Linked DNA regions of Mus musculus: regions 1, 2, 3, 5, 6 and 7 are each linked to region 4. The links are chromatin loops, found by intact Hi-C in ENCODE. Cell type or tissue: left cerebral cortex. All regions are shown on one strand.

What was found. Peaks named below come from ENCODE experiments on the same cell type or tissue, not always from the same donor. Only the 100,000 strongest peaks of a DNase experiment are listed, where the experiment ranks them.
Region 1: it touches region 4 in a loop (2.4-fold over the local background); 5 of 42 quality-filtered maps call a loop at or near these places.
Region 2: a loop joins it to region 4, with 2.3 times the contacts of the local background. A loop is called at or near these places in 4 of 42 quality-filtered maps.
Region 3: a loop joins it to region 4, with 4 times the contacts of the local background. A loop is called at or near these places in 5 of 42 quality-filtered maps.
Region 5: it touches region 4 in a loop (1.8-fold over the local background); 2 of 42 quality-filtered maps call a loop at or near these places.
Region 6: a loop joins it to region 4, with 2.8 times the contacts of the local background. A loop is called at or near these places in 4 of 42 quality-filtered maps.
Region 7: it touches region 4 in a loop (2.8-fold over the local background); 4 of 42 quality-filtered maps call a loop at or near these places.

Annotation. Positions count from the first base shown.
Region 1 is chr11:7,132,716-7,136,715 of GRCm38, forward strand. The region is part of intron 5 of Adcy1 (adenylate cyclase 1); the gene reads left to right. Among named protein-coding and RNA genes, the nearest start is that of Ccdc201, 54 kb to the right of the region's middle. In left cerebral cortex, a CTCF peak has its summit at 1,822; DNase peaks (open chromatin) are centred at 1,362, 1,824, 2,728 and 3,171; H3K27ac peaks cover 251 bases.
Region 2 is chr11:6,652,986-6,656,985 of GRCm38, forward strand. It overlaps the pseudogene Gm11978. Among named protein-coding and RNA genes, the nearest start is that of Ramp3, 3.5 kb to the right of the region's middle. In left cerebral cortex, CTCF peaks have their summits at 174 and 2,086 (motif pointing right); a DNase peak (open chromatin) is centred at 2,117.
Region 3 is chr11:7,138,612-7,142,611 of GRCm38, forward strand. Adcy1 (adenylate cyclase 1) reads left to right here. Exons shown (of 20, transcript NM_009622.2): 8 at 423-578. Among named protein-coding and RNA genes, the nearest start is that of Ccdc201, 48 kb to the right of the region's middle. In left cerebral cortex, a CTCF peak has its summit at 2,116 (motif pointing left); a DNase peak (open chromatin) is centred at 2,089.
Region 4 is chr11:7,062,511-7,066,510 of GRCm38, forward strand. Adcy1 (adenylate cyclase 1) reads left to right here and starts at 923. Exons shown (of 20, transcript NM_009622.2): 1 at 923-1,725. The coding sequence starts at 1,090. In left cerebral cortex, a CTCF peak has its summit at 1,536; DNase peaks (open chromatin) are centred at 253, 779, 1,343, 1,633 and 4 more places; H3K4me3 peaks cover 3,677 bases; H3K27ac peaks cover 3,377 bases.
Region 5 is chr11:6,963,056-6,967,055 of GRCm38, forward strand. No RefSeq gene overlaps it. Among named protein-coding and RNA genes, the nearest start is that of Adcy1, 98 kb to the right of the region's middle. In left cerebral cortex, no CTCF peak of the experiment used is centred here; DNase peaks (open chromatin) are centred at 1,603 and 3,509; H3K27ac peaks cover 1,682 bases.
Region 6 is chr11:6,897,626-6,901,625 of GRCm38, forward strand. No RefSeq gene overlaps it. Among named protein-coding and RNA genes, the nearest start is that of Adcy1, 160 kb to the right of the region's middle. In left cerebral cortex, a CTCF peak has its summit at 1,923; DNase peaks (open chromatin) are centred at 1,895 and 3,579; H3K27ac peaks cover 2,314 bases.
Region 7 is chr11:7,008,766-7,012,765 of GRCm38, forward strand. No RefSeq gene overlaps it. Among named protein-coding and RNA genes, the nearest start is that of Adcy1, 53 kb to the right of the region's middle. In left cerebral cortex, no CTCF peak of the experiment used is centred here; DNase peaks (open chromatin) are centred at 2,278 and 3,591; H3K27ac peaks cover 318 bases.

The sequences.
Region 1 (4,000 bases), 70 kb after region 4:
AAAGTCCCTCAGCCTCAAAATCACACAATCCTAGAGTCCTATATGACCTGAATTTCTGACTCTTGATCCAAGAGACTGCTAACAACCTTTCTTCCTGTGGGAATTGCACAGAGCCAGGGATAGCCCATGTGTGCTCAGCATTGGCTGGCTTCTAGATCTCCCGGGAAGGCTCCATATGACAACTGGCACCTTCCCTTCTGGCCATACCAGCCTGTGTTTGTTCCTGTGTTGTGTTTTCCCTGCACAGAAACATACAAGACAGAACATATTTATCAAGAGGACCAGCATGTCCAGGCAAAGCAGAATGTCATGTGTCTTTGTTTCTTGACCTTGGAGTGGAGAGTCTAGGAACCACTGTGGTGTCAGGAGCATGAGTGGAGTCAATGCTGGAGCACACGAACGTGCAGAGGCCATGCTGGGCCTTGCACTGTATGTACCAATGTGGGGGCAATGCCTTTGCCCTTAGCTACATCTTCCTTCTGTCTGGAGCCATCTGGACCGGGAATAGCTCCCATTATCTAGAGGAAGCCAGAGGACTTGGATTCTGTAGATTCTGAAATGACCTCGTTTTCCAAAAGATCCCTGAGTGATGGACAGCGTAGCCCAGTCCCAGGACTCGCCAGCATTTTCAGGGGCCACAGGTCTTCTGTAGGTTGGAGAGTTCTGACTGGACCCAAAGACCAGCATGGTTATTGGAAGATTCTGGAATTTTTTCCTGGAACCATTTCCCGCACATCTCTTAGATTCATGGTACAGTGATAAAGGGTAGTGGGTAGGCTACTATTCCCTGACAATGCTATGTCAGGGCTCCAAGATCAGCTGCTAAGTCCAGTCGAGGCTTTGCTGGCAGTAACTGCAACAGGATTGCAGACTGTTGAAAGCGTGATAATCCATTTTGACACTTGTGCCTACAGGATGGGCTAGGGCAGGAAAGGAGCACGGCCTAGAGAAGAAAGGCCTAACTGTAAGAGCCAGGACAAGCATTGCTCCAGATGTAGATGCAGATAGAACGCTCTCAGACTGGTCCTGATTTCTCCCCAGCCTGGAGCATCAGGACCCTTCCTTTTCAACGACTGTATAAACATCTAGTTATCTTACCTCCTAGACCGTTCATACCTATGGGGTAAAATAGACACAAACATTTACTGAATTTTTCCTTTCTAACCTTTAAACTCAGGCCACACATGCCTGTTTTCTTTTCATTGATTGGTTCAGAGGTAAAGGGCATGGTCTGTCCCAGGCTTGTAATCATAGACAGCTCTGGAGTGGACCCAAAGTGGGACAGCGAGACCTGCTAAGCTAAATTGTAGAGCATCTGTGTTCCTTGATTATACATCCTTGCAATGCAATACCCTAGAAAAAAGGGTTTTAGAGCCATGTCCTCAACGGTTATGTCAGGGCTGGCAGGGCAGGCGGCTCCTACATCCTAATGATGAGGCTACCCTTGGCCTTTATTGAAGGGCCTCTCAAGGACTTCTATGATGCTTAGGCATTCGAGTAACCCCTCCTGAGCTCTGCTCCCAGATGCCCACAAGGACAGGCTTCTGTGGCAGAGGTCACTGGGACTTTTCTCACCCTCATGTCATCTATGCCCTCTCCGTTTTCTACTTGTACCCCTCCCTCTCCATTTTTCTGAATGATCCCAGGACCTCTGATTGCAGAGGCTGCAGAGGAGCTGGCAGGTTCCTGGTTCCCAGCCTGGGGTGAGCTTCATTTTCCTGGAATGCTCCATCCTTTGCCTGTGAATGGAGAAGCGGTGGTTGTGACGAAGGACTGAGTGTTTCTCGGATGCAGTAGCTGAGTGGGAGGATTTCAGCAGCCTCTGCAGGGGCTGACTCACCAGCCCCCAGACAGAGGGAGCCATCCCCAAAGAGGGAGGCCCTCCACTGCCAGATTTCCCCAGGATTCCCTCTGCTGTGCTGCCCACGGGCCTGTCCAAGTCTGTCTCTGTCACAGGGAAGCCCCTGCTGCCACATGTGAGATGGGAACAATGACCACGGTCTTCTTCCACATGCCCTCCAAGGGCTCAGTGTACCTTTTTCCTAAATAGATTTTTATCTAGCAGTGACCCTGCTTTTGAGTTGTGTATCTTTCAACTGCTACAATGAAGTAAGCTAACGGAAAATTCATAGGTATCCCCCAAGAGGTCTACTTTGAGCTGGTGAGGACAGCCTGTGCCATCCGGAAGTCAGTAGCTGGTGGTCTCCAGGCTGAAGTTCGGATGCCCAGGTATCTCTTTCTTAAGCTGGGTGTGTGTGAGCCGCAGGACACGGCACAGTTTCTCAGTATAGACTAACCTAAAGGATTACTATGTCTAATTACTGGAGTCTGGGTTTTAGGGTCAGCCTTGTGGATATTTTTAAGAAGCAGTTTTCTGTGGGGTGGAGGGTGAGGGTGCTGTGTGTCTTCCCCAAAATCCCACTCTCCTCAGAGAATCTGTCATAACGTTTAGGGGACCTGGGGACTCCTAGCCTGTATATTATAGCTGATGATTGCATTCCTATAGATGGTGAAGCCAAGGCCCTGGAGGGGCAGTTAAGAGCCCACAAGTCCAGGGCGCACATTTGGACATATTGTGTTGAAAGTGTTTGCTGTGTTCTTCTATCATGCTAGGATGGAGACTAGGGGTTGCCTCAGGCAAATGCGTTGTCATCACTTCTGGAAAAATTCTGCCTAGCTGACAGCAAATCACCCTTTAGAGTGTCCGTTCCTCCCTTTTACTTTTTTTTTTTCCTTTGTGTACACAGCTGCATCTGTAGTGCTTGGAAGAATGGCCAAGAGGCGTGAACTCAGTAGGTTCTTGCTGAACAGAACAGAGATGTGGCCTTTCATCTTTGCTCAGGGTTTTATGTCAGCCAGTGTACTGGGAGGGCGGGAGGGTTGGCTTCATCCTATTGGGACCCAGCACCGAAGGTCAGGGCCAGGACCGCATTGTTCCTTCATAGAAAATACCTGTGATAAAAAAGCATCTCTGAGATCAGACACAAGAAAGACACGTAGGATGAACAAAGGAATATGGAAATCTTGGTGTCCGGGAAGTGAAGTGAAGGGTTTTGTTGGATTTGGACAGAACATGCCTGTGTACAGGGAGCCACGCGGAGCCACAGCTGAACAGCTGGATCTGTTTCTTTAGAAGACACTCTCTGGGGTGCTGTGGATTCGATGGTGCCAGCTTTGATTTACCAGAGGCAGAAGCTGCCAGGAAAGACTGAGTGTTGTCAGGAGTTGCTGGGTGCCAGACATGTGGGGCCATGTGGACTTTGGCAGATCCCAGCTTTCAGGGATCCAGAACCGCTGACTTGGAACGCCCAAGGGAGCTCGGGGACATTTGTGGACAGGGCAAACGCATGTCCCAGCAGTCCCCAGACTGCCTTGCCTTTTGTGGCTGCAGAAACGGAAGCGGTGAATGTATCCTAGAACACTAAGGACAGGTGTCTTCTCCAACATTGCTCATGTGGGTTTTGAAAGTCAAATTCTATCTTTAGGGTCTCTTACCAGAGATTGGCAGACTCCTGGGAATAAAGTTAAATTTTTTAAAGTTTCACTTATGTGTAAAACAAAATGGCTCTTAAAGCCTTAACAATAGTCTGACCTGCACATTCTCTTCTGGAGGTCATTGAAACTAACTGATCAGTATTAGCAATGCAGGTCCCTGCCCTTGGGCTGCATCTGGCTTTGGCATCTTGCCTACCCAAACACAGACTCAGGGACAGCTGTCCTGTTGGAAGACCACTCAAGGGAGCACCTGGTGGGGCCTCAGGGCTGGCCAGAGGGTGTGGAGATATGCTGTGCAGGTGTTCCTGCTGGGACTAGGGTGGGCAGTTTGTAAACAGAAGTCAGGGAGAAGGTAGAGGGAGAGCTGGGTCAATACATACATGCTATTTTATTACTGAAAATGTGGCCGCCAGAGCCCTCCTAGGTGATAACAAAGGGTATAGGGTGGAGCAGGCTGAGGCCCACTAAAGGCTGTACTGTTTGCCATATGATCACAGCCTCAGTG
Region 2 (4,000 bases), 410 kb before region 4:
CTCTGTAGACCAGGCTGGCCTCAAACCCAGAAACCCACCTGCCTCTGCCTCCCAAGTGCTGGGATTAAAGGTGTGTGCCACCACTGCCCGGCCCAGGTTTGTTTTTCAGGACCCTCTTGGTGGCTCACAACTTTCTGGAACTCATAGTTGCAAGGGGATCTGACATCCTCTTCTGGTGGGCACAGGTACTGCATGCATGTGGTACACTGTCATACATGTAGACAAATCAACCAGATACATAAGTTAGAAATGAAGAAACTGGGCTGGTGAGATGGCTCAGTGGGTAAGAGTACCCGACTGCTCTTCCGAAGGTCTGAAGTTCAAATCCCAGCAACCACATGGTGGCTCACAACCACCTGTAATGAGATCTGATGTCCTCTTCTGGTGTGTCTGAAGACAGCTACAGTGTACTTACATATAATAAATAAATAAATCTTAAAGAAAAAAAAAGAAATGAAGAAACCTACAACTAACATAAAGAGTGGTCTAGAAGGAGGAGGGACATGGCATAGAAAACCTATTCAGTGACCCAACTGCTGAAAACTATTTTTGGGGAATGAAAAGATACCAAGAAGCTTTAGGGGACCTGCAACAGATTCAATAAGAAAGATCCTCTTTGAGGCCTGTCATTGCTGAAAGCATGATGAGAAGAGACTCATCAAGCAGCAAGCTGAAGACTCATATGTGACAGAATCCTCACAAAGAGCAGACTGCTCAGCAGAAACCTTACAGGAAGGGAGTGGGGTGATGCATTCCTTCCATGCATGCATGCATGAATGCATCCATCCATCCATCTGTGTATCCATCTATGCATCCATGCATCCATTCATGCATCCATCCATCTGTGTATCCATGCATGCATGCATGTATGCATCCATCCATCCATCCATCCATCCATCCATCCATCCATCCATCCGTGTATCCATCTATGCATCCATCTATCTATCTATCTATCTATCTATCTATCTATCTATCTATCTATCTATCTATCTGTTGAAGAGTCTCATGAGGTAGCCTTAGATGGCCTGGGAGGGGGAGGGGGTGTGACACTAAGCAGAATAATGTTGCTCTCAAAGAACCAGAGACCAGACTAATGTTTCCTAGAGTGGCTGGGTAATGGGTGTGTGTGCACATGGATGGCAGAGATCTAGTTTGCTTCTCTGTGGCTGTGATAAACACCATGACTAACAGCCACACGGCCGGGAGCGGGGAGGGGAAGGAGAGGGAGGGCTTATTTCATTTTACAAGATTACAGTCCACCATCAAGAGAAGCCAAGGCAGAAGCTCAGGCAGGGGCATGAGGCAGAAACCACGGAGGAACACTGCTCAGTGCCTTGATTCTTATGTAACCGAGGCACACCTGTCCAGGGGTGGCGTCAGTCACAGTGTGCTGGGCTCTTCCACACCAATCAGCAAGACAATGCTCCACGGACAAGTCCACAGACCAGTCTGATGGAGGCAGCTCAGTCCCTCAGCCAAGAGTCCCTCTTCCCTGGCGTGTCCAGGTTCTGACATTTATGAAACTATGAGGGACAGGAAGGATAAGCTTTCTAATGCTCTACTACAATTTTAAGGGATGCTTATTTTATAGGCATGAGTATTTTGCCTGCATGTACATGCCTGGTGCTTGCAGAGGTCAAAAGAGGGTGTCGGATCCCCTGGAACTGCATCTGGTGGGTGCTGGGAACAAACCCACCTCCTCTGCAAGAGCAGCCAGAACTCTTAACCACTGAGCCATCTCTCCAGTCTCTTCAAAATGTTTTACAGCATAGAATTACTGTGATTGACAGTGATTTAAAATGAATATTTTAATGTAGTCAGTAGAGTGGGTTGTAAAGGTTCTCAACAGAAAGAAAGGCTGTCTGTCTGAGACAATAGGCCAGTTTCCCTGACTTGGTCATTATGCATTGTATTGAAGAGCCTCATTGGACCTTATAAATATGTATTATTACTATGTGTTAATTAAAATACATTTTAAAAAGAAGACAGAATTGGATAGTGAGTTGTAGGCTGGGTCAGAAACATTCCTTTATGTAATTCTCCCTTCTGCAAGTATGTTAAGTCTACCTCATCTACCACAGACTGAGTTACTTAAATGTTATTCCAGCAGGGGGCGCCAAATCATCAGGAATGCCTCTGAGGCAGTCTCGTTGGATGGGAGAAGAAACTAATCTCTGATGCTTCTTGAGTGTGTGTGTGTGTGTGTGTGTGTGTGTGTGTATGTGTGATAGGTCTGGTTAGTATATCTGTGTGTGATTTGTGTATGTGTCTCATATGTGTGTGGTTGTGTGTATCATGTGTAAATGTGTATGTGTATTGTATATGTGTGTACATATGTGCGTGCTGTATGTGCAACGTGCATATGTATGTGTGCACACGTGCTCGTGCACACATTGCATGCACATGTGCCTCTGTGTGCAGCTATGTGGCAGAAGTGTCCAGTTCAGGGAGAGGGCCAGGCAAGATACTGTGCATTTCTGTCAGGTGGAAATGGGGTGCTATCTGATCACAATGTCCTCTTAGAAGCCGATCGTGGAGGAGAACTCCTTAAACATTTAAGAGGAAGAGTAATTGGCTGGCCACAGTGCCTTGAATTGGGAAGTTGGTCTAAAGGCTGGTGAACGATGTCGGGGTAAGAGAACCCTAGAGCACAAGATGCAGGCTCAAGACGGCTCAGCCTGACGAGTCTGAGAATATAGATGCGTGCACACATGTGTGGGAGGAGTGGCCATTCCCGTTGTAGATGGAAAAACAGCAAAGATCAACAGCAACCTTGGCAACCTCACTGGTGGGCTGAGAGGTGTACGAGGGATGCAGTAGCTATTGTGGGGCCTCCTGACCCACGGTGGCTCCAGGAGTTCCAAGGCTCATCAATTAATATGCTCTTGTCCTCAGAGTGATGGCCCCAGCAGATGGCCAGCATTTCTGACATTTACAGAGCTCCAGCTCACGGACATTCTGACTTTAGGCACCAGCCGAGTGGTCTCGCTCCAGCCCCATGCTTCACTTCCTCAGGTCCTGTTCTGCCAGGACAACCCATCTTCATCTCTAGTGTGTTCATCACCTCACCTGCCGAAAACCCTAGGGCAGGGGAATTCGTCCTGCTCTAGTGTGTGGGGCAGGTTTGGTTGGCATTGCTCAAGCCCTATCCTCAACCATGTTCCTGTCGGGTCTGGACCATCAGGTAAGCTCTCTACCCTAGGGATGCCGTACACAGCTTGGGTTTTCCCCCAAGCCAGCCCTACCGAGTGCTGAGCAAGGAAATGAGTGCTCCATGTTATTAATCACTTACTGCCGCTGAGCCTGAGGGTCACAGCCATCAGAGACGGATGCCTGCTTCAGGCCAGGAGTCAGGATCTTGTGGAAGAGCAATGGGAGTCTGTGACAGCCATGAGTCCCTTGTCATGTCCTCAGAGGCTTCTCCACAGTGACTGCTATCTCCGAGAGGGAATTCTGTCTCTCAGCCCTGTATCCCTATGGTCACAGGATCTCTGTGGTGGACAGACTGTCAAAGGCAGCTTGGCTCTGACCAGCCCTGGCTCACACTGTCCTGCTTGACACCGCTGGGGTCCCAGGGGTCAGTCAGTCATTATGTAGAATAGAGAGCAGGATCTGGACAGGTCTGGAGAGAGGAGCCGTGACTCCGAGTGAAGGAGACAGTTCTGTACCATGCCACATGTGCAGCCTAGCCAGGGCCCGGGGGCCCGGGAGGGAGGGGGATGGGAAGAGCGGGCGGTCCCTACGTCAGGAAGGCTGAATGGTGGCTATGGCACTGACCTCCCTTTGGTACCGTCCTTCCTCATCTGCTTTGAAGGTGTGACATAGGCTGCGGCTCAGCAGGATTAGAGGCCCTTGGGGCATACCAGGGGCATGGGCAGCCCTGTGTAGCTGAGGTGTTGGGACTCACCTCTGTGGACTGAGTGAGCTTTCTCCACAGCAGAGCCAGTGAGCAGGTCCTGCATTCAGCTGCCCGAGTAGTGCCCACCCGAGGTGTGCGTTC
Region 3 (4,000 bases), 76 kb after region 4:
TGGAGTCAGAAAACTGGGGATGACTGGGCTACTTTGGGTCCTTCGTCCTTTCTGGGCTCAGAGCTGCTGTGGGAGAAACGGCTTTGGGCTCAGTGTCAGATGATGGATACCGAGGAAGAACAAGCTAGTCCTGAGCCCGGGGGCTTTCCCTTCTATATTGGCTCATTTGGTCTTGAGAAAGCCATGGGGTGAGCAGACTGCTCTCCGTGACAGTCTGTTAGGCAGAGGCTTGCCCTACCACCTAGTCCTCTGGCCTGTGGGTCCTCTTGGGTGTAGAACAAAGCATGCTGGGACAAGGGAGCTTTGAGGTGCCATTTCCTCTGAGCCCCAGCGCTTTTCCTCTGGCTTGAAGTCTTCCTTGCTGGGTACCTGGTAGATCCCTGGGTACTGACGGTATTTTCCCCTATGCTTGTGTTTGGTAGATATTCCCAGGCTTGATTCTCTCGGATATCAAACCAGCCAAGAGGATGAAGTTCAAGACTGTGTGCTATCTGCTGGTGCAGCTCATGCACTGCCGGAAAATGTTCAAGGCTGAGATCCCCTTCTCCAACGTGATGACCTGCGAGGATGACGACAAGGTAGAGAAGGCTGAGGTGCCGCTCGGCTGGAGCACTCGCTGCTGCTGCCACTGCTGCTGCACACGGCTTTATATTGCGTTGTATTTTGTGTTTATCTAGGTCTAAGCTCACATTCCCCGCTTTCTTCTTTTATTTTTCCTGGAAAGCCTATTATGTGGCTATTGGAGTTCTTGAGCTGACACAAGATCCACCCCCGCCCCCCCACCTCTTTCCTTCTGTTTTCTGCAAAGGGTTTCTCAACTCTACCATCTAACATTTCTATACAACATTTCAAAATTCTTAAACATTCCAGGCAGTCTTTGTTTTTTTATGAATAATTCCCTTATGGAGTTGTATTCCCATGTCAGAAACCACAGGCTTGCCTGGAAACTCACTATGTAGCTGAGGATGGACCTAGAACTTCTGACTCTCCTCCTCTACCTCCCAGGTGTGGGGATTACAAATGTGCACCATCACATCTGGTTTTATTTCACGCAGGGGATTGAACCCAGGGATTCATAAATATGCCAGTCACAATAACCCCTGTTTTGTCTGCTCGCTGGGATTATTTCTAACTTTATGATATTTGTGGGTGGGTATGCATACACTTGCCTGTGTCCTATGGGATGCGCGTGGAAGTCAGAGGACAGCTTGCAGGAGTTGGTTTTCTCCTTCTACTCTGTGGGTTCTGGGGCCCAAACTCAGTCATCAAACCTGGCGGCAGACATCTTCCCCTGCTGAGCCATCTCGCTGGCCCAAGATTTTTATTTAATTTTGATTTTAATGTATATGTGGTGTGCATTGTTTGTGTGTGTGTGTGTGTGTGTGTGTGTGTGTGTGTGTGTGTGTGTACACAGGCAAATGGAGGCTGAAGGTTGATGTTGGGCATCTTCAATTGTTCTCCACGTTATTCTTGGAAGCAGGGTCTTCCAATGGAACCCAGAGCTCGCCCAGACTGCCAGTCTAACTAGTCAACTGACTCAAAGCATCCGCTGTCCCTGCTTGGCTGCCGCGCCCACCTGGCTTTGACTTGGTTGTGGGAGCTGCGTTCCTGTCCTTACTCTTGCTTTACCTGGCAGCTGCTTTAGCCACTAAGCTTGCTCCTTGGCCCTCTCACTGAGATTTTTTAAGAGATAGTTTCTTGTCCCAGAAACATCTGTTTCCTTTGAGCAGCTTGCTTTTGTTTTACCTTTTACCTTGCCTGTCATCATCTGTAATCCCACAGATGCCCAGAGCCTTTTCTGCGTTGTTTTTGATGCAGGGGACAGCAAAACTGGCAGCAAATGCTGAGCCAGGGACGAGGCTCCAGTGTGGTGGTCCGTCTCCCACACCAGGGCTTTCTGTCTCGGATGAGTCAGGCAGTCACTTGTGGGTCTTCAGATCTTCTGGGCATGTGGTGGTGGTGGTGTCTAGGGCTTCACTTCAGCCACACATGGTCAGTGACTGGGATTTCCCTTCTGGGGAAGGAAGGCCCTACATTGTTTCTTACTGGAGGCATACCAAAGAGCATGGGGTGCACTTTAGGGCTCTAATGCCCCCTTGTGGATGCTCTTGACCACAGCCACTGAATCCACTAGTATTTGAGCCTGAAGTGGGGCTCCCCATCTCCCTCTCTGTGTAGCCCTTTGAGGTTACACTGGCTTTACCTGGTGTCTGTTGGTTCCACCCTACTTCCTTTCCCACCACTGCTTTCTCTGACATCACCGATTTTATACCATTTAGAGAAACTTCCTGGTATAGTTAGAGGTATTTTTCAGGACAAAGCAAGGTTCTGTTGCCTCTTGCTAATGGTGGTTCCTTGTCACAAGGATCTGTGGCATATGGGAGTTCCTCTTTGCTAGAACTTTATCTGATAATATTTAAGGACTTCATTCATGGTGGATCGGGTCAGGAAGAATTAGTCTTTATGTGTGCCAGGCAGCTGGAGGCTGCATTATTAAAAGCTTGGCTTCTGTCACAGGTAGTAGGAAGTTTAGCCTTAGTCATGTAGATAGCAGACATTCACATAGGCATACACAGACACCCCCCCCCCCATACACACACACACACACACACACACACACACACACACACACCATGATGGTGTCAGGAGATCTGGTGTTCATTGCCTTAGTAAGAATCTTCCTTCCTTAACCTCTCATCAGCTTCAGTGTCTGCTGGGTTCTTCATCCCATACCCTGTCCTGGAGACGTGTGCTCACCCAGAGCAATCTTAGCAGGAATCCTGCTCACTTACCCAGAATGCTTCTGACTTCTGATGTCTACCCTGAGTAGATGTCCATAGAGCCCTCCTTTCTCCTTGACTGTACATCCCCAGCTGCTGGGCCACATCCAAGAGCCTGTTTGCATGGCCCCTGCCCTTCCTGCAAGGTCTTGAATGAAGCCTGTTCCACTGTGTTCTACAAAGTGTCACTGAAATGATGTCCTTTTAATAATTTAATAAAGGAATTTATAGATAATTTCTTTTCCCAAGCTCTAGCCATGGACTGAGCCCCCAGGCAGTGCCTCTTCCACACGCTTGCAGTTTCTTCTCCAGGCCTTGCAGCTGCTGCTGTTAGTACCTCTTGGATGAATCCCGTCAGTGTAACCCAGGCCCCCAAACACGTTTACAGCCGTTCTCTTTTGGCCTTTGGATACTTTCCTGCCCACGAAGGTATTTGTTATGGATGACATCTCTAAATAAAAAAAAAGCACCAGAAAAGCAAATGAAAAACATTTGTCATCCTCCCCACCCCCATAAAGGCATGATACTGTGACCCTCTCTGTGTCCTAAGTGTGGGGGACTGGGTATGCTTGAAGGAACTTCATTATGTTGTAGAAGCAGTTTGTCTGACTGTTTCTCCTTCTCTTGCCCCGATGTATCATGCAGTTGTCCTTGTGTCACTGACAAGTTGAGCTTTCAGACTGCATAGACTTCTAACTGAGGAGAGACTCCTTATATGGATGGCATCGCTATCCGGGGCTTTTCTGTTTTTATTAGCTGAAGAAGGCCATGGTACTTTTGTTGGTGTGAGTACGTTTTAATTCCTGGGCATGCTGTAAAATGTGTCTGGTGTGTCTTGGCTTTGCTCAAGAGGATGTGCCACTGGTCAGAGATTATGACGATATCAGCAGAAGTGGCTGCTAAGGGCCACAGTTGGCACAGGGGCTTTCTTTATTCTTGCTTTCTGATAGTTGAAACATTTGTTTCTCTGTTCTCCACCCAGAAATCTCTCCATATTTTCTCTCTCTCTCTCTCTCTCTCTCTCTCTCTCTCTCTCTCTCTCTCTCTCTCTCTCTCTCTCTCTCATGTTTTGTATAGCTTTAAATCTAAGCTTATTGATTTAAAGCACATAAGAGACACTTGTGTGCATGATATAGAAATCAAGTGTTCTGGATTGCTTCTCATCTTCTGTCTTCTTCTGTATGTAAAGCTGGTGGTCACCACGAGATGAGCCTTTTCTG
Region 4 (4,000 bases):
TTGGAAGCGGGGCCTCTAGTAGGAAGAACAGCATATGGGCTGCAAAATTTTGTGAGAGACAGTTCCTGGTGCACCCGTGGGATCCAGAGGTGGCACAAGCTCCTGGCATCTGTTCTACTCTCAGGGTCCTCTGGGACTCTCTCTAAAGGAGAACAGGGGAGCGATCTCAGGGGGCCATCCTGAGTGAGCACCGAATGAAATTCTGTCCGGTCCCTTCCCTTAGTGAATGGACATCACCAAGATCCGCAACTGAGGCGAATCTGTCCCTGCCACTTGTTCAGCTGGAAGTAAACGTCTCGCCATCATTTGCATGGCCAGCTCCTATTTAAGGAGAGAGCCGCGCTATTTTATCTCTCCTTTCAGCCCTCCCTCACCCATCCCTGCACCTAGACCTCACAGCTTCCTTGGACATTGCAGGGCTTTATTCTTGCTCAGGTCAATAGGCAAAGCTTTCACTACCCACCCAGGTGGTGGGCAAATCAGTCACTTAAAGCGCCTTGCATGTGTGACCTGGGATTCTCGGGGTTTCTCGGTGGGCACTGAGTGAGGGGTCCTCTTGGGAGCTGAGTGAGGGCTCCTCTTGGGTGACCTGGTTCTGCTTGCGGAGGGGATACAAATCTAACAGAGCTGTTCCTCCCTCTACTGGGAATTTCTGCGTTTTTTAAACGCCTCCGAAGACTCATAGAGGGGTGGGCTCCACTGTACATAGGAGGGGAAACCGAGGCTCAAAGAGTCAGGAGTGGTGCCCAAGGTCACGTGGCCCCTTGGGCGTGCGGGATCCCGGGCGCTGAGTTGGGCGCGGACTCTGTCCGCCCAGGATCGGGGCTCTTGGGGCTCGCCTGTCGCAGCACGGTCGCCGCAGAGGACCACTGCCGGGGCGCGGGCGGGCGCCAGTGCGCAGGCGCGGCGGGCGGGAGGGGACGCGCTCGGGGCGCGCGCGCTGGGCAGCCGGCGCCCCAACTCCGCCCGCCCCGCGCCCCGGCGCCTCGCCGCCCGCCGCCCGCCCGCCCCGGGGCCGCCGGCCGGCGCCCCGGCGCCCCGGGCCGGCGAGGGGCGCGCCCGTGGCCGCGGCCGCTGCATGGCGCTGAGATGGCGGGGGCGCCGCGCGGCCAAGGCGGCGGCGGAGGCGCGGGCGAGCCCGGGGGCGCAGAGCGGGCGGCCGGGCCGGGCGGCCGGCGTGGGTTCCGGGCGTGTGGCGAGGAGTTCGCGTGCCCCGAGCTGGAGGCGCTGTTCCGCGGCTACACGTTGCGGCTGGAGCAGGCGGCCACGCTGAAAGCGCTGGCTGTGCTCAGCCTACTGGCGGGCGCCCTGGCGCTGGCTGAGCTGCTGGGCGCACCGGGGCCAGCGCCGGGCCTCGCCAAGGGGTCGCACCCAGTGCACTGCATCCTTTTCCTGGCGCTGTTCGTGGTCACCAATGTCCGATCCCTGCAGGTGTCCCAGCTGCAGCAGGTCGGTCAGCTGGCGCTGTTCTTCAGCCTCACCTTCGCGCTACTCTGCTGCCCCTTCGCGCTGGGCGGCCCCGCGAGGAGCTCTGCAGGAGGCGCAATGGGCTCGACGGTCGCCGAGCAGGGGGTTTGGCAACTCCTTTTGGTCACCTTCGTGTCCTATGCCTTGCTGCCCGTGCGCAGCCTACTGGCCATCGGCTTCGGGCTGGTGGTGGCTGCCTCGCACTTACTGGTCACAGCCGCCTTGGTCCCTGCCAAGCGCCCACGTCTCTGGAGGACGGTAAGTGGCACCACGAGTCCCCCATTGGGTTGGAGACACATCTGCCAGCAGCACTGGAGGTGGCAGGAGTTTAACGTTCTTCCTATGGAGAAGGTGGGGAAACTGAGGTTCTGAAGGTGGGACAGGTGTTCAAGGTCAACAGCAAACTGAGGATGCAGTGGAGGAGCTAGCACCCTCCACCCGGTGTTTCTTACGAGATAAGAGTCCCTAGCGTCTTTAGGGTGGAGACGAGAGACTGGTGTGTGGTGGTGGTGGTGGTGGTGACAGGCCCAAGGTCAGGCAGTAGGGTACCGAGCTCAAGTGGGGGACCCAAGCCTGATCCACCGCGCCGGGTTGTACCCGTGTCCCTCAGTAGAGGTACTGAAAAGTGGGAGGGTGCGCGGTCTCCAGGCCAGGCTTCTAGGCTGGCAGAGCGCGCAGCCCCTGGGTTCCTCTCCAGCTCGCCTGGAGCGCATCTGGGGCTCGCTTCTCAATTTCGCGGACCCGAGGGAGCAGTTAGTGGGAAGGGAAGCACTTTGAACCCCACCAGTATCGCTAACCACCCCGGTGTGAATCCGAATTCTGCCCTGAAGGAGAGGAGTTTGCCAAGGTCACACATAGTCTGGTCTCCACAGCTTCTGCTCCCAGTCCTAACCCTGGCTCCATGGAGCCTGAACTTTGTCTCTTTCAACTTGGGTGGGCGAGGGGGCTGCCGGGCCAAGGGCATAGGACTTGACTCCTCCTGGGGATTCTCCTGGACCCCAGAGGTTCCCGTTCCCCATACCACCGCACCCAAGCAGGTGGAGGTGAACCTGGAGGCTGTTCCCAGGAGTTTGGGACCTTCCCCTTCGCTGGCCCTGCCCAGGCGTGGCATCTGAGGGAGGGGTTTGTTCCAGGGCTAGCAGTGGGAGGGAGACGAGAGACAGAAAGGTGGGAGAGTCCATCTAAGGAAAGAAGGTAGCTTCTTCGAGCATATGGGAAGTTGTGGGGGGCTGGGCTAGGCACAGAATCCAAACTGGGGGGACACTAACTGGTGTTTTTGAGAGAGGTGACTGTCAGTCAGCTGTACCTGCTGCCTGTAAGACCAACACAAACACCCAGACTCTGATGGCAGGGAGCGGTACTTAGACTTAGGGGCCATGATGACAGGTTTATTGCTGAGCATTCACTGTAGGGCTGGAGAGACAGCTGTAGACTCAGGACCGTGGTGGGTTCTCTAGGTGCCTTAAAAGGCTGTGTTCTTAGTTTCTTTATTTCTCTTCTACACAGCCTCTAGGCATTCCTTTTAAAGAAAGGATTAGGGAGGAGTCTGCAAAGGTGCTAGTGCCCCTCCCTCTGGGATAGAGGAGCCCTTGTCATTTCAGTGGGGGAAAGAAGCCCATTGTGAAAACAAGGGTTCTTAGGTAGCCTGTGGTACCCAGGTTTCCCCGTGACTAGCCTCCAATCTGATATAAATCCCTCCCTCACCAAAACTCAGCCTCTGCCCCGCCTCCTTCTCACCCCCCCCCCCGCCTCCCCAAGGGAAGATGCTGCCTCCCACAGAGATGGTTTGAATGTAAGAAGTCCATAAGGAAAGCATGTGTTGAAAATCTGCCATTTCTAAGGCATTTTATCCTCTACTCCCTTATCAACACATAAATGGGGCCAAGTGGGAAAACCTGAGGTAAAGAGAAGCTGGTCCCCAAAGATTTCAATGTCTTCCCATCAGGAAATCCTAGGCACCCTGCAGTGTGTTAGTGAACTCTGCCACTTAGTATCTGAGAGGCCTGTACCTCACGGCTGTGGCCACCTCCCTTCAGACCCTGTCACCTCTGCTGCCGCACAGCCTTTTGCTGATGGCCCTGCCTCCTCACCTCCGAATTCTAGACAGACAGTACCCAAGAGGGCATGGGGCAGATGCAGAAGGAGGGAGGGAAGCCGTGCTGCAGGGTGGCCCTTGCTGCATACACAGGGGTCGGATGCTGTTTGAGGGTGTTAGGAGCCTGCTGGGGCTGAGTCCTGTGAGATCTCCACCTCAGGTTCACACCCCAGTCTCAGAACTACAACCCCAGCTTCCAGTCAAGGGCAGAGGCTCAGAGCAAACTGACACTTGGTACTGGGGTTTGTGTAGGTGCGCTTGTGAGGGTCTCCTTACTCTGTTCAGGGGAGCAAGTCCCTTCCAGAACCATGGCCCATCTTCAGGAGGGTCCTCAGAGCCTTCTGAGGTGAGGTAGCCGAGCAGGCCCTTTCCTTGGAGTGCTCTTGAGGGGAGGGATTCTTGAGAAAAGCGAGCCTGGGCTTGCCTAGCCACCAGCTC
Region 5 (4,000 bases), 99 kb before region 4:
GATCCATGGGTCTAAATAGGCAGACTAGCTTAGGAGTCAGAGTTATAATTCCAACAAGAGCAGAGAGGAAGAAAGAGGGGAGAGAGGGAGAGAGGGAAAGAAGGAGAGGGAGGGAGAGAGGGAGAAGGGGGAAGAGAGGGAGGGAGGGAGGGAGGGAGGGAGGGAGGGAGGGAGGGAGGGAGAAAGACAAGGAGGGAGGGAGGGAAGGAGGGAGAGAGAGAGAGAGAAAGCCTTCACAGGCAGCTTTCTTTCAGCAGTGGTTACCAGGATGTTTGTGTGTTGGGGGAGGGTAGGTAGATATTGGACAAAGGATACGAAGTAGCATAGATGTTGGATAACAGGGTCAAATACCTAGGGCCCAACACAGGACTGTAGTGGTTTTTCATTCCCAACTTTTGCTGAGTACATGGTATCTATTTTCTTCCTACAGAGGAAAGGAGAAACTGAGAAGATGGATATGTTAAATCCATATAGATTACATAACAATAATATATATTACTCTATATAATCTTATAATACTGTGTTGCATAGCTTAGATGTACACAAACATACTGACTTTAAGAGTAAACAAAAGTAAAGTGGAGGCCATCCAGATAAAACCAAATGCACTATGGACTTTTACGTGATCTCTCAAAGTGTGGACCACTGAAGGGATCTCTTCAGCCTACATTCCTTGATCATTAGTGAAATTCACATTCCATCACATACTCATGAGTCATTTGTGCTTTCCTAGGAACTCGGCTTTCCAGGCAGGCCCTTTGACAACTTAAATAGTTGTTAGATTTACTTTTGTTAACAGCTTCCACAAAGTTTTTATATAGAGGAATTTGCTGTCTTGGTCCCAATGTTATCTGCATTTTTCTCAGTGTTTACCTTAGGAATCCTGGAACTAGGGCGATGGCTCATTGGTTAAGGGCAACTTACTGTTCTTGCATCAGACTTGAGCTTGATTCCTAGCATCCACGATGGGTAGCTCACAGCCATCTGTATCTCCAGTTTCAGGGAGATCCAGTACCTCTGGCCTGTGGGCACTCATGGTATCATGTACACACACACACACACACACACACACACACACACACATACACAAATACACACAAATACAATAAAAATAGCTGTTTTAAAAGAACATTAGATTTTTTTCCCGAAGAACACATCTGGGAACATTAACATCATGGTACAGACATTCACAGCTTCCTGTTCATTTTGGCTGGTGCTATGATCTGAATATTTGTGAAGCTGAGGGCCCGTGAGCTCCCTCCCTTTCTTTGTTCTTCTGCCTTTTGAGGAAACAATCCTGAATCCATTCATGCCTTTATTGGGCTTCCTAGCCTCCAGAACCAAAAAGAAATTTCCACTAAATATATTATCCAATCCATGGTATTTTTGTTACAGCAGCTGGATGGACCAAGACAGCTGGGATCACAAGAGTGCTTCGAGGCCCTTTGGATTCAACAGAGAGCTCTAGCACATCATTTTGAAAGCCTCACTGCACCTCTCTCTGATTTGGCTGAGCAGTACAGAAACCAGATTAAACGTGGGTAGTCTGAGTTACCCAGAGAGAATATCATGTGCTCCTTTTAATTACTTGTTACTTAACAACTTGATCTATTTATGCTTATAAGAATCAGGTGGTGCCAATCTGGTTCATGAAAAAGCCACTTGCTGGAGTTCCATGTAATTGCACATGGCTAATTACATAAATCAGCTATTTGTGTTCCAAATTGACCTTTGAAAGCTGCTCCAACTCCTCCAATTGTTCCCTATCAGCAAATAGAATTAGACCCAGAGAATACAAACTGCCTGAAATAATCAAAGGCCCACCATGTTGGTAAAGCTGGGCTTTCTGCCAAAGAGCCCACACTCGAGCCTGACCAATCTTGCTCTTTGAAGGTGGGGGATGACTACTTCTACCTTGGCGGATTCAATGTGTGGTCACTTGCTGGTAAGACCACATACATAGTAAATGGCCACAGATTGGGGGCTTAACCCACAGACACATTTTCTCAGCTGTGGAAGGTCAAGGAGTTGTCCTTCTCTTGGCTTGTGGATGCAGTGTGCCTATGTCCTCCTGTGATTGTCTCTGCCTGAATGTCTGCATCCAGGTCTCTCCATCTCATAAGAATACCCAATCACGTTGTATTAGGGTCTACCTTACTGACTTCATTTGACTTAACTATCTCATAAAAGACTATCTTTAAGTACAGCCATTGTTATGGTCTGAATATGAGTGTCTCCCATAGGCTCATGATGATCTCTAGACCATCAGTTGGCAGTGCTGTGTAGAGATGTAATGAAAGTGTTGGGAAGTGGGACCCAGGTAAATGAATGAGGCCATTGAGACTTTGACTCTGAATGTCCTACCTGGTTATAATCTCCTACTCTCACTCTTCTGCATCACCAGATGTGGTAGGTGCTTAGCAGATGCAGACTGAATGACACATCTAGAAAATCAAACAGGGAGAGTGGAATATTGACCCACTGCCTCAGCTCCTCTGCTCTTGGCAGTCATGTGCATTTGGTCTGTTTGTGTGTGTGTGTGTGTGTTGTGTGTGTGTGTGTGTGTGTGTGTGTGTGAAATGTATGATGGGTAACCTTTATTCAACTTGATTGCATTTAGAATCGCCTAAGAGATACATGCCTAGATGTGTCTGGGAAGGAGTTTCCAGAAAGAATTAATGGAGGAAAGAAGCTACACCCTGTAGTGGAAGCATCGTTTAATGGAGTTGGAGGTTAGTCTGAGTATAGAAGGAGGGAAAATGAGAAATCCAGCCGAACACTGGTGTTCCCTTTCTCTGCCTCCTGTTTGGTGTCATGGACCAAGCTGTTCCTGCCATCAAGTTTTCCCACTATGATGGACTTTATGGTTCAAGTGATTAAGCCTTTCCTCCCAGAAGATGCTTTTACTTTTTTTTTTTTAATCAGTTACCTGGTTCCACAATGAGAAAAGTAACCAATACAAAATGAACAATTCATGTCATATGGGCATCCACATGCCCATGTGAAGTGTGGCTTCTGATCTTGAGTCTCTCACTAACTTTCAACTGATCCTAGGGAATCGTCTCTCCCACTTGGATGAAGGAGATGCTGGCCTCTGAGTCTCCCACAGTAGTGACAAATTTTGGGATTGTCCTCTTGGAAGACTGGGTCTCCCGTCAGGTGATCTGACCAACACTGTTTTTTTTTTTTTTTTTCTGCTTCTGCCATTAGATCCCAGCAAGCACAAGTGGGTCAGGACAGCAGCATTCTCAGGATGGAAATGGGACCTGAGAACACACACCCTCTTTGTGTTAGGAATGAATGGGTAGTTCCTTGTGGGGAGAGAAAACCTGAAGTCTCTGGAGAAATTCTGTCTGTGTAAATGCCTTAGCTTTTCTGATTTTATTTAGAGGTAAGAAAATACTTTTCTTATGAAGCTCTAGGTTGGTTTTTAGAGGAGTCACTCTTTCCAGCCTACACATGAGAAATCATGTTTCTCTTATAAAAGTGACATCTGTACTGTTGAAATCCCAAACTTCAAGATGATATGATTGTGTATGAGTCAAAGAGCCATGGCTAGTGGTTTGGCTGAAGGATTCGATTCTTGGGAAGAATCTCATTTGAAGTTCCATGATAAGGAGGTCTAGAGAACAGTTGTGTGGAGAGACTTCTGTGTTCAGGAAAGAACCATGAAGATGTCTGTGAATAATCTGGATTCTCACCAACGTGTGGCCTTGGCAGAGGAGAGTTTTAATAGCTAAGTGGCTAAGATACCCTTTTTATGGATACCGGTCAGCCCTTCCCAAACTTCCCTATTATCACCTATGAGGTTTAGAACTGGAGATACTATTATTGCAGAGATGAACATTAAACATGGCCTTGGCAATGTGGATCCTGCTAACTGTTTAAGTCTGACCTGGCTGTAGTGGTTGCTTGTTCTGTGAGCAGCAGAAACTAACACCACAAATGGTGACCTCGGTGACTAGTCATCTATTTGTTGGCAGGGTGATTATATCTGGCT
Region 6 (4,000 bases), 160 kb before region 4:
CTCACCGTTCTGCTTCTCAAGCCCACGCTACACCTAGTGTCTAGAAAGAGATGCAGGGCAGAGCTGACAGCAGTGGACAATGACAAACACTACTGGGTGATGAAGGCTGGCACCATTTATGATGCCATGGTGACAGTGGGCACCCTGATGTCATATGGGGAGGTGGCAGGCATATTACCTCTGTGGTCTTCTTCCTAATAAGCCATAACCCTTCTCTAATCACAAAGAGAGCACTAAGCAAATCTCAACCAAGAGACACTCTACAAGTACCTGATGGTACTCGTCATATCTGTCAAGGCCACCCAAAGCGCCTGACCTTAGCACTTGCTATGGCCAAGAGGATCCTGAGCATGGAAGGTGACTGATGCAATGGAGAATCTTCAGTGGGGTCCTGGGACATGAAAGGACACTAGGTAAAAGTCTGTACTGCTACCTGGCACTCTAAACCCTGGATACATGTTGCCCTGCGGCACACTCTTGCAAGAAGTGGAAGCCAGTGTCACGCACCACTCAACACATATGTGTCTATTTCATGCAGTATCATAAGGACAAAGTGAGTGATGCCTGGTCAGGGGCCTAAGGGATGTTAGCATGTCCTTCTTTCCTCATTTGGAAGTGTGGTCACTGAAGTCCTCTCAAGCTCTGCTTGGCTGTGGAGAGACTACCCTGCTCATCAGGGTGGGTGGGGAGAGCAGGTTTGTACCGAACAACTAGACATAAATGAATGTTCTGGAGCAGGAGACTCATGTGAGAGCTCTCTGCTCTGCACTTAAGAATGGCCCTCCTAAAACACAGGTGGAGTTCAGGAGTGATGTGGGCATGTGGCAAGTTTCCCTTGCAATCAGAGGGAATAACAGTTGTGTATTGATTACAGACACATCTGGACATGCCTGCATCCATGGTGCTCAATGATATTCTTGGCTGGCTGGGGGCCAAGGACATTGCCTACAGCTAGACAGTGAGACACAAGGAGGTAGTGGAGCAGCAGCATGGGGTCGTAAGTCAACAGTGAGCAACACACCCCAGATAATGGGGCCTGGTTAAATCTATCCAAAAGAAAAATGTCTGTTTTAGTCTTTAATCATTTACAGTTATTGGAAAGGAGAACTCCTCCATTACCTTCACTCTGAAAAGTATCTTAGCCAACTCTTTGTTAACTCTGTTGGGTCAATTTTCGAGTCAATGTTTCCTGTTCACCCTGAACCACCGGGATGAAATGCTATCACCTCCAGACACCAATTCAGAAAAAGTAGAAGGTTCTCCTGGAGCTGCTTTCCTAGAGACACAATGTAGCTTCTCAGGATGCAGCATCAGCACCAGGTCCCTGGGGAAGGGAAGGCTTCCGATTAGAGAGCACTAAGTGCCTCTCATCACAGACGGTGTCAGCTACAAGACACAAAGCATCAAGAGCAAGGTGAAGGGGAACCACTGAGTGAGGCCTGATCTTGTCTTTAAAGCCCACTATGGAAGAGCAGACACACGCCTTTTCTACAGACTGGACTGACAGAATGGCCCCATCGGTTTCTATGTGGTGGGTGATGTGCATTTATCCCTTCAGGATCAATGTAGGAGGAGACCACCTGTGTCACTGGGGACAAGCTGTTTGTGTCTTGGGTGGATCTGGGAGTGTATCAAGAATCTCTGTAGAAATCAGTAAACACTGGTGATATGCCTAGAGTGCCCAACTGCTTCCAGCCCACGAAGCCACCACCTTCTGCTCTCCTGTTGTTCTTTGCCTCCACCCCACCCTCAGGACACCTTCCCTTCCAAGACCTAGGGTGCCGGCTCCCCATCTCTTCAGATCAGGACCAGAATAGCTTTCAGCTCCAGATGGCTGGTACACTTGGCCCAGCCTTCCTCCACCCTTCGCCAATCCTTGTAGCTTCCAAGCAGCACTGAGAAGCTGCCTGTGAAGGAAGATGAGCCCCCTAGCGCCTCCCAGCAAAGCCAGTATTTCAGATAACCATCTGCTCCCGACCGGACCCTTTATCGCTTTTTGTCTGACGTGAGGAGAAAGAGGATAAAACTAGTCTTCCTTGTTTAAAAACAGTGAGAGGACCAGGCTTGGGGAGGGAACCTGGGGCACACAGACAGTCACGTGCTTCTGGGCGTTTCTTCCTCTGGCTTTACAAACATTCCTTGATTGTCTTTGCATGTATGTGATCTAACAGGAGCTCAGAGCTTTTAGACATGCGCCTGGGGACTGGAACCTGGCATTTCCTGATGGCAGGTTCCAGTGCCAATTTTATTCTGTGCATGATGCTCCTCTCTGTACAGAAGAGACCCTGATAGGGAAGGGCAGTGCTAGAGTGTGAACACAGCAAGAAAGAGGTTAACCCCAAGGTCGGTTGAGAATGGCAACCTCTGGGTTTGCAACGTTGGCAACGGAACCCATGGTGTCTCACGTGGGAGGCCAGTGCCCTAACACGGAGCTATAGCCCAGCTCCAAGGAGGTGAAAGTTTAGCCTATGGCGTGGAAAGGCGGAGACTTAGAAAAATGACTAATATGAAATTAGGTCCTTAGGGTGAATTTATAAAGAGAAGGCAGGAGGCCACACAGACAGGTGTGCTCTTGACCTGATGTGATTGATGAAGCTTGAACCATATTTAGATTTTTCAGCCTCTGAAGCTGAGCTAAATGAACTTCTTAATAAAAATGGTCTGCCGCAGACACATCGTTAGAGTAATGGCAAGCGGATGAATGCAGGGCAGAAACAAGAGAAGAGAAAGGTATTTTGCTCTTAAGTAAGATGTTTAGAAGGAACCACCCAAGTCTGTGGGAACAAGGAAACTGTCTCACAAGCCGAGCATCTATAAAGCTCACCTCGCCAAAGATCAGGGTATTTCCCCAGAGCTAGCTGAGCGCACAAATGAATTTTCATACGGCGTAAGCATCAAAGGCTATGCCCGCAGCTCACCAGGATTCCACTAAGCAACGCAAACATTTCAAGTCTCAGTAAATACAAAGACATTGCTGCCGCCGCCTTGCATCTGATCTCCTGCAGTGGTTTGCATGTGCAATCAGCCGTCCATCCGGCATTTTCAATTCTCATTTCCCTTGGTACAAATTTCCTGCTGTAAAATTGTCAAGAGAGTCAGAAAGCAAGGAGAGGTGCGGTTAGACATTCAGGATGCGTGCACACCTCTGGGCAGAGTGGCCCTGGTTCTGGAGGGCCTGGGAACACATTCTGAGGGTAAAAGGACAGCAAGGGGAGTCAAGGAGGGGCTAGAACTCTGAGCCAGTGACTTCCCTGACACACTAAGCTGTGCTGCAAGTTCCCTGTTGGGACTGGTTAAACACAGCGGTGTCTTGGAAAGACCTTTGGTGAGACCTTTGCAATCCAGACTGTGTCTGTTTTGTCTGCCTGGGCCTCACAAAACCGTTGTGGGTAGATGGGGCCACCAAAAGCCTTTCCAGGGCATTTGGCTGGACTTCAAAATCGTAAGTAGTGGAGTGAGCTGAGTGCTGGAGTTTCAGACAATTACCATGACCTAAGCGGGAGACGGGTGAACGTCAGACACAGCCTCGTTATCCCTCCTGCCCTGGACTTACCTTCACAGGGAAATCCTTTGCTCAAGTGTCTTTTCACTGCATGCTAGATAAGTCTCCTAGGTTCCCTAGCAACTACCACAAGCGGAGTGTCTAAAAACAACAGGCGCTGATTTCTCATTATGGAGCCTAAGAACCCAGGTCAGTTTATGGGCAGGGCTGTGCTCTCTCCATACGCGCAGGGGTGGGCTCCTGCTTCAGTCCTTTGAGCAGTTCAGTTCCAGCCCTCTTGGCATTCCTTGCAGAAGAATGCCTCTCCACCCTCTGCTTCTGTGACCACCCAGCTTCTGCCCTGTGTGGCTCTAAGTCGCTCTTCTCATAATGAAGCCGTTCGCCAGTCTAGGGCCTCACCTTAACTTGAATCTATTTGCACTTGAGTCCATATCCACAGGTTCAAATACCTGGGTGGATATTTAAGGGGGGCACTATTTGTATCCACTATATTTTTTG
Region 7 (4,000 bases), 54 kb before region 4:
TCTTTCTTTCTTTCTTTCTTTCTTTCTTTCTTTCTTTCTTTCTTTCTTTCTTTCTTTCTTTCCTTCCTTCCTTCCTTCCTTCCTTCCTTCCTTCCTTCCTTCCTTCCTTCCTTCCTTCCTTTCTTTCTTTCTTTCTTTCTTTCTTTCTTTCTTTCTTTTTTCAATTCAGGTCTTCATGCTTGCAATGCAAGCTTTAGCAACTGAATATCTTCCTAGACTCATTACAAAATAGTGGTGGGGTGGGTGATAAGGAGTGTCTGCAATCACACACATTCTACAGTCCTGCTGAGGTGGTAAAATATGGATTCTAAGTGAAGGGAAGTGGTAAGAATGCATTTTATAATCCCGAAGCCATTGCTACACAAATCCAGATGAAATCCAAACAAAACCAGAATGCATAACATGAGAGAGCAAATACAGGAGGGAAGAAAAACAACAACAACAACAACAACATCAAGCCAAATAAAGTGGTAGATTTAAATTCAAACTTAGTGATGAGGATGTCAAATATAAGTGGCCTGAGCTACTTGCCTCATACTCATTATACAGATGAAAGGTTTTGCTGTGGCCTTCCTATGCGTGCGGAGGCCTGCTACACGCACCTCCCTGCTTCTCCTGGAAGAGGTCTCCTGTCTCCTTCCTCTTCCATCCTTTCCTTTGCTCCAATAGCCTATACTGTCTTCTTTCTTGTCTCTTCCCTCCCCCCCCCCCCCATATGAGAGAAAGCCTGTGGCATTTGTTTTTCTCAGGTCGGCTTGCTCCACACAGTGTGCTGACCTCCTCTTCCATCATTTTCCTGCAAGGAGAGAATCTCATTGTTTATGTGGTATAAAACGCGCACTTCACTCATTGATGGACACTCTGCTGATGCCTGTGCCTGGTGTGTAGGTGTCTCTGTTGTATGGTTGACTTTGATTTCTTCAGGAGTGGTGTGTACCTGCATTGTACGGTGAATCTATTTTCAGGAACCTATTAGGTTTTCTATAATGTTTCTAGAAGTTTCTATTTCTGTCAGCCACACACAAATGTGCTCATCAGGGTACTCCAGAGGGAGAACTGAGAGAACAAATGTGCTGGGCAGGAGAGGGAGGGAACTGAGAGAATGAATGTGTGGGGTGGGAGAGGGAAGGAGGGAAGAAGGGAAGGGGGAGGGGAACAGAGGGAGGGAAGGGAAAGAGACAGAGACAGAGACAGAGACAGAGACAGAGACAGAGACAGAGACAGAGAGATTACAGTAGCTCACAGGCTGCAGTCCTGGTGGAAAGGCAAGGAGTCTGGTAGCTGTTCAGTCCACCGGGCTGGATGTCTCAGTAGTCTCAATCTGGTGCGGAAGCGCTGGGGAATTCCCAGAGAGCTGCTGGTCTTCAGTTTGTGTTGGAATCCTGAGGAAGTGGGTTCTAACACAGGTGAAGGAATGACTCTGCAATGGGGTAGATACCTTGGCAAGAAGTGTGAGGACAAGCAGGAGAAAAGCCAAATCTTCCTTCTTCCAGGTCCTTTTGTCTGGGCTACCACCACCAGGATGTGTGGCCCAGGCTTAGTGTGCATCATCTGCTCTCAAATGATCCAGTCAAGAAAATCTCTGACAGGCATGCCCAGGTGCTCAGAGTCAAGCTGACAACCAATGGCCATGGCAGCAGGGTCCTTTTACCCAGTGTCCTCATCAGCTGTCCACTCCCCCCCTTTTATTGTTGTTCTTCATTAATAATAGCCATTCTGACTGGGGTTAAGGGGCTGTGTCTCTTTCGTCTTCCCTTGATAGAGTCTTTCTGTGTAGCTCAGGCTGCTCTTGAACCACTGACAGCTGCAGGTATTGAGGGTTTTTTCTTTCCCCAGACAGTTACCAGGGGTTTGTATGAGTTCTTTTAAGAACTGACTGTTTCCATATTTTCCATTGATTTATTGATTGGGTTATTTGTCCTTTCACTAATGGCCCTTTTTGGGTTCTTCATGTAATCTGGAATTAATGATGCCTAGCAGGAAGGTCTTTCTTCATGCTGTAGGCCCTCACTTGTTTATATTGATTGTTTCCTTGGTGGTGCAGTAGCTTTTTAATTCGATCCAGTTCTGTTTGTCGCTTCTTGCTTTTATTTTCTGAGCGATTGGAGTCCTATCCAGAAATCATTGCTTGGTAACCACACCAAGTAAACGACAGAGAATGTTTAGATAGATTTTTTTTTAAAGAACTGTCTCAAATCTCTGTTATTTGGAAGGAACTTATTTCAAATGCCATGATACAGCAAGACTGGAAGTAGAAAGCTAGAAAAATGCCACAGTGTGAAAACTGAATAGGAAGTGTGGAGTCTGTACTGTTACCAGGCAACATAGACTGCAGAGCATAGAATATTACCGGGACAGAGAGCCACACTACCTAACTGAAAAGGGTCAATAGAACATGACTCTGAGTGTGAACTCACTTAAAATTACAGAAATTAAAACCATGTGGGCAAAATTGCAAACAACAGTCCTATGATAATAGTGGGATATTTCAATATGCCTCTCTCCGCGACTTATAGAGCAGACAAAAAGGCAGCAAGAACACAGAAAAATTAAGTTCTCTAACCAATCGCATCTAATGGATGTAGAAAATATTACACCATAGAGCAGGAACAGTCTTTTCCAATAAACAGGGACTACTCACTCTAATAGATACACTGAACCAAAATTAAACGTTAATGTATTAGGTAAAACTGAAACTGCGTGGTACATTCTAGATATGATGGAATTGAAACAGAAATCAGAAACAGAGGGAGAGAAATCTCCAAATACCTGGAAATTAAACTATATCTTCTTAAGCCACCTGTGAGCCCCACGGAAAGTCTGGGGCAGGGCAGGGAAACAGTCTAAATGGAATAAGAAGAAAAACATAGAAATATGCAGGATGCAGCTATCCTAGTAAATGAAGAAAGTTTTATTCCATAAATGCTTGTATTGAAAAAGGAGATAGGGCTGGAGAGATGGGTTAGTAGTTAAGAGCACCGGCTGATCTTGCAGAGGACCAGCCTTAGGCTTCTCAACCCCCATGCAGCCCCTCACAACCTTCTGTAGTGTTTGGAGTCCCCTTCTGACTTCCGAGGGCACTGCATGCATGTGGTGCACAGGCACACATGCAGACAAAACACTCAGACACACAGAATAATCAAATCTTTAAAAAGTACAATCCCAAATCTATATTCAACCTTTCATGTTAGGAAACTAGGAAAAGGTGAAGAAAAAGTAAGTCACTTTCCAAGCTGACATTTGCAAAATTGGGGTCTTAATTTTTAATTTATAATGTCTACATTCTTTTTGCTAGTACTCAGAAGAATCCCAGAATTTATTAATAAGTACAGGAAGGATGCAAAATGCATTAGGGATTATTTAAAAATAATTTCATCCATTTTGAAAGAGATGCCTTCTCTTGTGTTGGGAGGCATCTGAAGTAGATTGCTCCTTTAAGTTAAGCAATGCTTTTCTTCTAATTATTTAACAATTAAAAATAGGACTCACATGTGCTCTGACTTGTGTAGTATTAGTTTTAAGTGGAACATGGTGAGCTGTGGGCTAGAGCACAAGGCCAATCTTCTTCTTAAAGACGTGATGTTTTGTCTTTCATCTTGGAGGACGAGGAGTTGAAGAGTGGGAGTAAATGGGAACAGATGAGCATGGTTGTATTTGCAGAAGGATCTTTTAAAAAGCGCTATAATAAACTTTGTAGTTATAAGAGGACATAGACAATACTTTTCTCCTTCCTTCCTTCCTTCCTTCCTTCCTTCCTTCCTTCCTTCCTTCCTTTCTTTCTTTCTTCCTTTCTTTTTTTGAGCGGTGCATGACCACCTTTTTTCTTCTTTTTTTAATTATATATTTTCTTCATTTACATTGCAAATGATATCCCCAAAGCCCACTATACCCTCCCCTTGCCCTGCTCCCCAAGTCACCCACTCCCACTTCCTGGCCCTGGCATTCCTCTGTACTGGAGCACATGATCTTCGCAAGACCAAGAACCTCTCCTCCCATTGAT